Regions from separate parts of the Homo sapiens genome. Here region 2 is linked to region 1. Evidence: chromatin contacts called from ENCODE Hi-C data. All regions are on one chromosome and are shown on one strand. Each heading gives the region's core, a stretch centred on a gene start or an enhancer-like site at or near the end of the contact. The rest is flanking DNA. Distances are from core to core; before and after follow the strand shown.

What was found. Hi-C counts contacts between places; a loop is a spot of excess contacts on that map. Pooled maps may share reads with other maps.
Region 2: a loop to region 1 is called in a map of CD4-positive, alpha-beta memory T cell, with 15 times the contacts of the local background. The contact joins the promoter of GTF3A here to the promoter of SPATA13-AS1 in region 1. A Hi-C loop is called at or near these places in 2 of 168 maps with a recorded cell type or tissue (CD4-positive, alpha-beta memory T cell and naive thymus-derived CD4-positive, alpha-beta T cell) and 4 of 50 pooled maps.

What each region holds. Positions count from the first base shown.
Region 1 is chr13:24,252,661-24,255,902 of GRCh38, forward strand. SPATA13-AS1 (SPATA13 antisense RNA 1) reads right to left here and starts at 1,779. Exons shown (of 3, transcript NR_046531.1): 1 at 1,676-1,779; 2 at 419-539; 3 at 89-296. All of the region lies in intron 4 of SPATA13 (spermatogenesis associated 13), which reads left to right.
Region 2 is chr13:27,423,369-27,426,610 of GRCh38, forward strand. GTF3A (general transcription factor IIIA) reads left to right here and starts at 1,251. Exons shown (of 9, transcript NM_002097.3): 1 at 1,251-1,570. The coding sequence starts at 1,370. RefSeq lists silencers at 1,076-1,345, 1,356-1,415, 1,516-1,595 and enhancers at 1,686-1,755, 2,706-2,925.

The DNA.
Region 1 (3,242 bases), core at 529-3,028:
ACACTGGTTTTTGTTGTTATGTTAAAAATGTTTTAATTTTAGCGTTCTTTTGTCGAAAAGCAACAAAACCTAACTCTGGCTGTCTTAAGCAAAAAGGGAATTTATTGGAAGGGGGCCAGGTGTGCCCAGAATTGATGGGATGGCTGGGGAACCAGGCTAGGGAAGGGATGGCATCCAGGCTCACTCCTGGGAGTGGAGGAGCCACCGGAAGGTGTGTGATGGGAGACTGGCCATGGCACTGTCCCAGGAGCTAGTGAGGTATCCAGTGAGCACTTTATCTGGGTATCCAGTGAGCGCTTTGAAAATACAAAACATTTAATTAAAGACCCTATCTTGAAGAAGTGTATACTTATTTGGGGAGGAGTTATAATAAGGAGTTAACTTATTAGGAGTTAGTGACTGTCTTTCTGTCACTCACCCAGGGGTTCAGGTCCCAGGATGGAAGATTCAGCTGTCCGAGCTTAGGTGATATGTCCACCACCTGGTGGTACTGGAACAGGAAGAAGGGTGGGGTGTCTGTCTCCAGGGACCCTTGCCTTCTATATGTGAAGACAGGCCAAGTAAGTATTTAACAGAGCAGACAGTACTATAAAGAAAAATAAAACAGGATAGAGAGCATTCATTTCCAAAGAGTGTTATTCTAATGACACTCTAATGAACAGGATGCACCTGTTCCATGAACCCTCTCTCTCTTCCCTAGAAGGAGACACCCAGATCCTCATCAGTGGCAGCAGACACCTCCAAGTCTAGGACCTCTTAGGATAACTAGTCCTCCAGTTCCATGCAGTGCCTCTTCAGCGTTGATTAACTAGAGGCAGATTTAAGCAACACATCCCTACCAGAATGGCAAGGCAGGGAAAGGAAGGAAATAGAGAATTTGGGATGCTGTGGAGAATAAAACGTCATGCAAAGTTTACATTTCAGCATTTGAACAGATTCCATAAGTCAATATGTAGGATGCACCAAGGCACCAGTGACGGCCCTGCAGAAGATGACTTTGGGTAATGTGAGGAGTAGGAGCAGGTGGGGGAGATAGCCTCCTCTCCAAGGAGGTGACGCTGGGGACAGGTGAGTAGGAGGCAGTGAGGCAGAGATCCGAGGGAGGAGAAGTCCTAGCCGAAGGAGCACCAGAAGCCCAAAGACAGGCAGGAAACATGATGTGTCTGAGGTTCAGCAAGGAGGCCACAGTGACAGGAGCTCAGGGAGCAAGAGGCAGACGAGGATGTTGCAGGCTGGGAGGTGGGCTGAGGCTGGAAAGGGCTCTGCAGGTCATGAGGAGGCTGAGCTTGTTCTAAGTGTGGTGTGAAGCCATTGGCAGCAGGAGCATATTATGTTCCGGTTTATGCTTAGAGAGGGAGGGCAGTTTGTGGGGGGAAAGGAAGAGGAATGGAGATTGATTTGAAGGCGATTGCATTAGTCCATTTGAGAAATATGGTAGCAGTGACCACAAAAGCCATCCCCATTTTCCGTGGGTGCTCATTTTCCCAGTGGTACGAAGAGGCAAAAATGGCCAGCCTTGGTTCTGATTCACTGTGGCCAGGACTGTGAACTCTGGAGGAAGTACTTCTCCCTTGGGCACTAAATTCAGTTTCAACAGAGCAGAGTTCCTAGGTGGGAAGAAAACATTTTGCAAGTATATTATTAAGTAATCCTAAGAAGCCGCTTCTATGTTTACCCTTGGTTTCCGGCCCTGCATCTTCTGCTGTGGGCCAGCCTCTCCAAATTAGTCACTGCTTCAGAGCTTGCGTCCCATCCAGGGCAGTATGGCAACTTCTGGGTGTGTCTCCCAGCTGCCTCTGTAACTTCATTTTTATTTGGTTGTTATTGGGTGTGATGGGGTCATGTGCTTCCTTCTCTGTGACGTTCTGGGCCTGGATGGCGTGTGAGATGCTGCGACAGGATAGGGGCCTTCTAGAGGATCCACAGAGTGCAGGAAAACAAATCCAAGCCCAGCATAAGTGGCCCTTCCAGTAGGGACAAATCACCACCCCCTCTATTATGAAAAGGCCCCACTGCAATCAGCTTTCCGCAAGGGGCTGTCTGGTTCCTGCGGGGAACCGTATCATCAGCTTTGTTGAGGGGAAGGCCCAGACTTCCTGTGGTTTAGCCCAGGCTTGGCATCCATTTTTGCCACCATGGCCTTTTTCTTGCTTGCTTCTTTTTTTTTTTCCTTTTTATGAACCCACTGAGCAAGTATCAAGATGACTAGGAAGGAAGACTGGCATCTAGCTGCACATTGGGACAGCATGTCCACATGATGATTGATTAGCCTCTCTTGCAATAAGGATTCATGTAGGATGGACATCATCTCATGCTCTGCGGGTATTCTGAGGTAGCCAGTTATACTCCTTCCCCAAACCCATCCTCAGCCCATCTTGTTCTTTCCACATTCCTCCAGGCCATTCAGCCAGGCCATTAGCTCCTAACCAGGAGTGCGCACGAGCTAAATCCTTGCCTTGCCAAAGCCATCTCTCCTACTCAGAAAGGCTTGGGAAGAGTATTGCTTACATTTGCCGCCGGGAGTTTCCCTGTCCTGAGGACACAGTCACCAGGCTGATGGTAGGAGTTCTCTTTGAGAAGCTAGGAAGAAGACTTGTAGTAGGATGCCTACCCTGAGGCTCCCTGGCTCTGCTCCATCAAGAGGCCTGAGTCTGGGAGTTGAGTGAGGGCCCTCCCTTGTCTTCTCTGTCATGGTGGCTCAGGTCGGGCTCTGCTTGCCAGCCCTGGAGAGTTCCTCCTACACAATGTTGTGGTACCTTTGTGGAATCACTCATCTGTTTTGTTCCTGGGGACCCCGAGATCAGTTAACAGCACAACCAGAGATTTCACAGGTCAAACCATTCAGATGACCAAGCTGGCCCTGCTGTGTGGTATAGTAACTATGCCCACCTTTTTCCCATGACAGATGTCCCACCCCCATGGAGGACCAGGTTTGCATTGCAGTGGAACCATCTCTCAGCAGCATCTCTGGCCTAGAGAGATTAGCAGTACATTAATTATAAAAGCTGCTGTCACATGGGAGATGCAGCCCAAGGGGTGGTGAGACTCACATGATAGACCATCTCTAGCATTTCCATCCCAGTCCTGGAACTCCTTCCTTTCTATGCACTGAGGGTTTTAGGTTTATATACCAACGAAGTGCTAGAATGGCATCCAGCTCAGTAAGCCCACAAATTGAGCTCAGCAAACCAGCTGTAAAAGCATCATTTTGAGACACGTTGGGGAGATTTTCAGATGAACTG
Region 2 (3,242 bases), core at 1-2,500, 3.2 Mb after region 1:
GAACTGGCGCAAGAGAAACCATTTTAGAATTCCGGAGTTGTGGGAGGGATGAGTGTAGAATTCTCCCATCCATGGACAGGGGCTAGAGTGGCAAATGAAGAAAGCAACAGGTGGACCCAAGGCATAGACACTCTCACAGCCCCGTTATCTTGAGACGGAGGATGACACAGGCGTTATCAACTTTCCCACTTTCAAGATGAGCAGACTGAGGCAAAGGAGTGTTTATGAACTGGAATACTCAGTTCATAAGCACTGATGTTAAGCCCTGGCTTGTTTCCAGAACTGCACTGCTGTGCAGGGACCTGTTCATCACATTCCGACAAGGGCTTAATGATTCGGAATAATGCAGGATGTGAAAAATATGGATCTGGCGAACATCCCCCAAGTCATCCTGCCAGTTATCTGTATCCAAGGACATTTTTTAGGCATGTGGTCCTCATAAACTAAGATACTCATATTCATTCAGGCCTCTCAAAAGTGCTTCTCAGGTTTTGATATGCACTGAATCACCTGGAGATTTGTTTCAAGTAGGTCATCAAGGCTCTAGGGCAGTGTTCCCAAACTTTTCCTTTTTTTTTTTTTTTTTTTCCAACCACCTGGTCAGTTTGCCGGGGTGGGGAAGGGTAGGATGGGGAGACATCTGTATTTATTCTTTTAGAGCTCGGGGTCTCACTCTGGGCTCAAGCGATTCGCCCGCGTACCTGGGACTACAGGTGCGCACTACTGTGCCAGGATAGTGGTTCCCAAACTTTTCTGCGCATTGAAATCACCTAGGAAGTTTCCAAAAATACTGATGCCTGTTTCCTACCCCCAGAAATTGTGATTTAAGTGGTCCAAGTATCCTCTAGGCTTCGGGATTTTGTAAAGCTCTCCACGTGAATCTGAGCTTAGGAACCTCTGAACTGGGGCTTGCAGCAGAAGCACGTAAAGCACGCAAAGAAACGAAACCACACAGGTCACACTAGTAATGTGGCAACAGGCTAACTTAAATTATGTAAGGCTAGTGCTTTCCAGAGTGTACTGGAGGACGGGAAACAAGCCCCATTTAAGCAGTGCCTCGGGATTTGAGTTGCCTGTGAAACGCAGCAGCCTTCTGCCGAGGACGCAGAAACCCCCGCCTCTCATCCAGGGCTGACAGGGCACGGGCCGCGAGCCGCGGCGGGGCCTCCTGGCGCATGCGCGATCTCCCGGAGCATGCGCAGCAGCGGCGCCGACGCGGGGCGGTGCCTGGTGACCGCGCGCGCTCCCGGAAGTGTGCCGGCGTCGCGCGAAGGTTCAGCAGGGAGCCGTGGGCCGGGCGCGCCGGTTCCCGGCACGTGTCTCGGCACGTGGCAGCGCGCCTGGCCCTGGGCTTGGAGGCGCCGGCGCCCTGGATCCGCCGGCCGTGGTCGCCGAGTCGGTGTCGTCCTTGACCATCGCCGACGCGTTCATTGCAGCCGGCGAGAGCTCAGCTCCGACCCCGCCGCGCCCCGCGCTTCCCAGGAGGTTCATCTGCTCCTTCCCTGACTGCAGCGCCAATTACAGCAAAGCCTGGAAGCTTGACGCGCACCTGTGCAAGCACACGGGGGAGGTGAGGGGGGCGAGGCTGCCAACCCTGGGCCTAGGGATGGCGCGTGGCCCCGGGGTAGCCACTGCAGTCGTGGCCAGGGCCGCAGGCCCCGCTGTGCAGCGCGTTCAGCTTTGACATCCAGGACTTGGGGAAGGAGCTGAGGAAGTAGACAGGAAGTTGTAGGACCTTCGTTCTGCGACCTTGATATCCATGGCAGGGGCTCGGGATTTACTAAGCAGTCATTGATCGTGAGTCTCGGCCAGCCAAGTGCCTCCCGTAATCTGCAAATAAGTGTGAGGTTTGAGGGGGCCCACCGCTACTAGACACCTGCCAAACACTGGCCCCTGGAGCTGGTACAGAAGATGGGTTACATGTACCAGGGGTCGTGAAAGCAGCATGTGCTCATTTCTTCGTAACTCCACACTGGAGAGAGCAGTGAGCAAAACAGGCAAACCCAAGGTTTCTGCTGCCATGGACCTTTGTTCCTGGGTCGAGCCGACCACAGGATAGGTGGGAATGACATGCAGTGTTGTGGTCAGGAAAGGCCTCTCTGTGTGAGCCGTGTAAGAAGGAAGGATCTAGCCATGCAGACATTTGTGCTAGGTAGAGAGAACACAAAGGGAGCCTGTGACCCTTGGGGTGGGAGGCAGGTGGGTGTGTTTGGGTGCGGAGATCACCATATGAGGTCTGAGAAGTAGGCCCATTAGGAGTTTGGATTTTATTTTGAGGGCAGGAGAATGTCAGATACCATGATATGACGTGGCAGCCCATGTCACACACAAGTGAGGAAAACGAGGGTCATGGAGGTCAAGGAATCTGCCCAGCTTCCCAGTTTTTGGCAGAGCTAGGCTTCACACTGCCTCAGCTTAAAGCCCTTAATTTCTTAAACCACTGGGCTGCAGTCCATACCTTTGCCCCTTGCACCTCCTCTAATTTATGGGCCACCTTCTCCAGGTGTCCTCCGGGGCCTCATTCCTTAACCTCTCCAGCACTGGAAGGCCGACCGCTTCTTCCTTGAGACCTTCTCTGGTTCTTTTCCTCTTCCTCGTCTGCCCTTTTCGTTGGATCCTCTTCTGCCCTCTGCATGTTCCACCCCGCCCAGCTCCCTCTTGCGGTCTTACATAGCCACCGGCATGACTCATAACATCCTTTATGCTTTGCCCCTCTGCCCTTCCTCTTGCCCGTTCTAGCCTCTAAATTCTGGGCTCTGTATTACCAGTAGATCCACGTAAGAGCTTGCCTTTCCTTTTAGACCGGTGTGCTGTATTTTGGATACTGGCGCTACCAGTTTCCTTAATACAGGTTGAAAAACTTGGAGTCATCTTTGTTGTCCCAGATCTCTCATGCAGATTAATTTGACAAATGTTTATTGAGCCTACTCCACGCCTGCCGCTGTGCAAGGTTCTGTGGCTCCGCCCCTGGTGGTATGTAGCTCACTGTGTTCCTGTTTGCTTGTTTTGCTCCTAGTACTCTCATGGAGGCCTCGGTGCCTCCCTCCTGGACGCCTTGGTAGTATGCTTTTCATAGTTTGATGCACCAAACTGGTTATTTGGTTATTTGGGGTGTGTGTTTGGCTTTTACTATAGGTTCAAAATGAGTCACCCCCTCCCAACTCCTGGGTTACAAAAGGTGGTTGCATTTAGGGTGTTGAGCTGTTTTCTTTGCTTCGCCCTGGCACCTGTGAGCTTTTTCA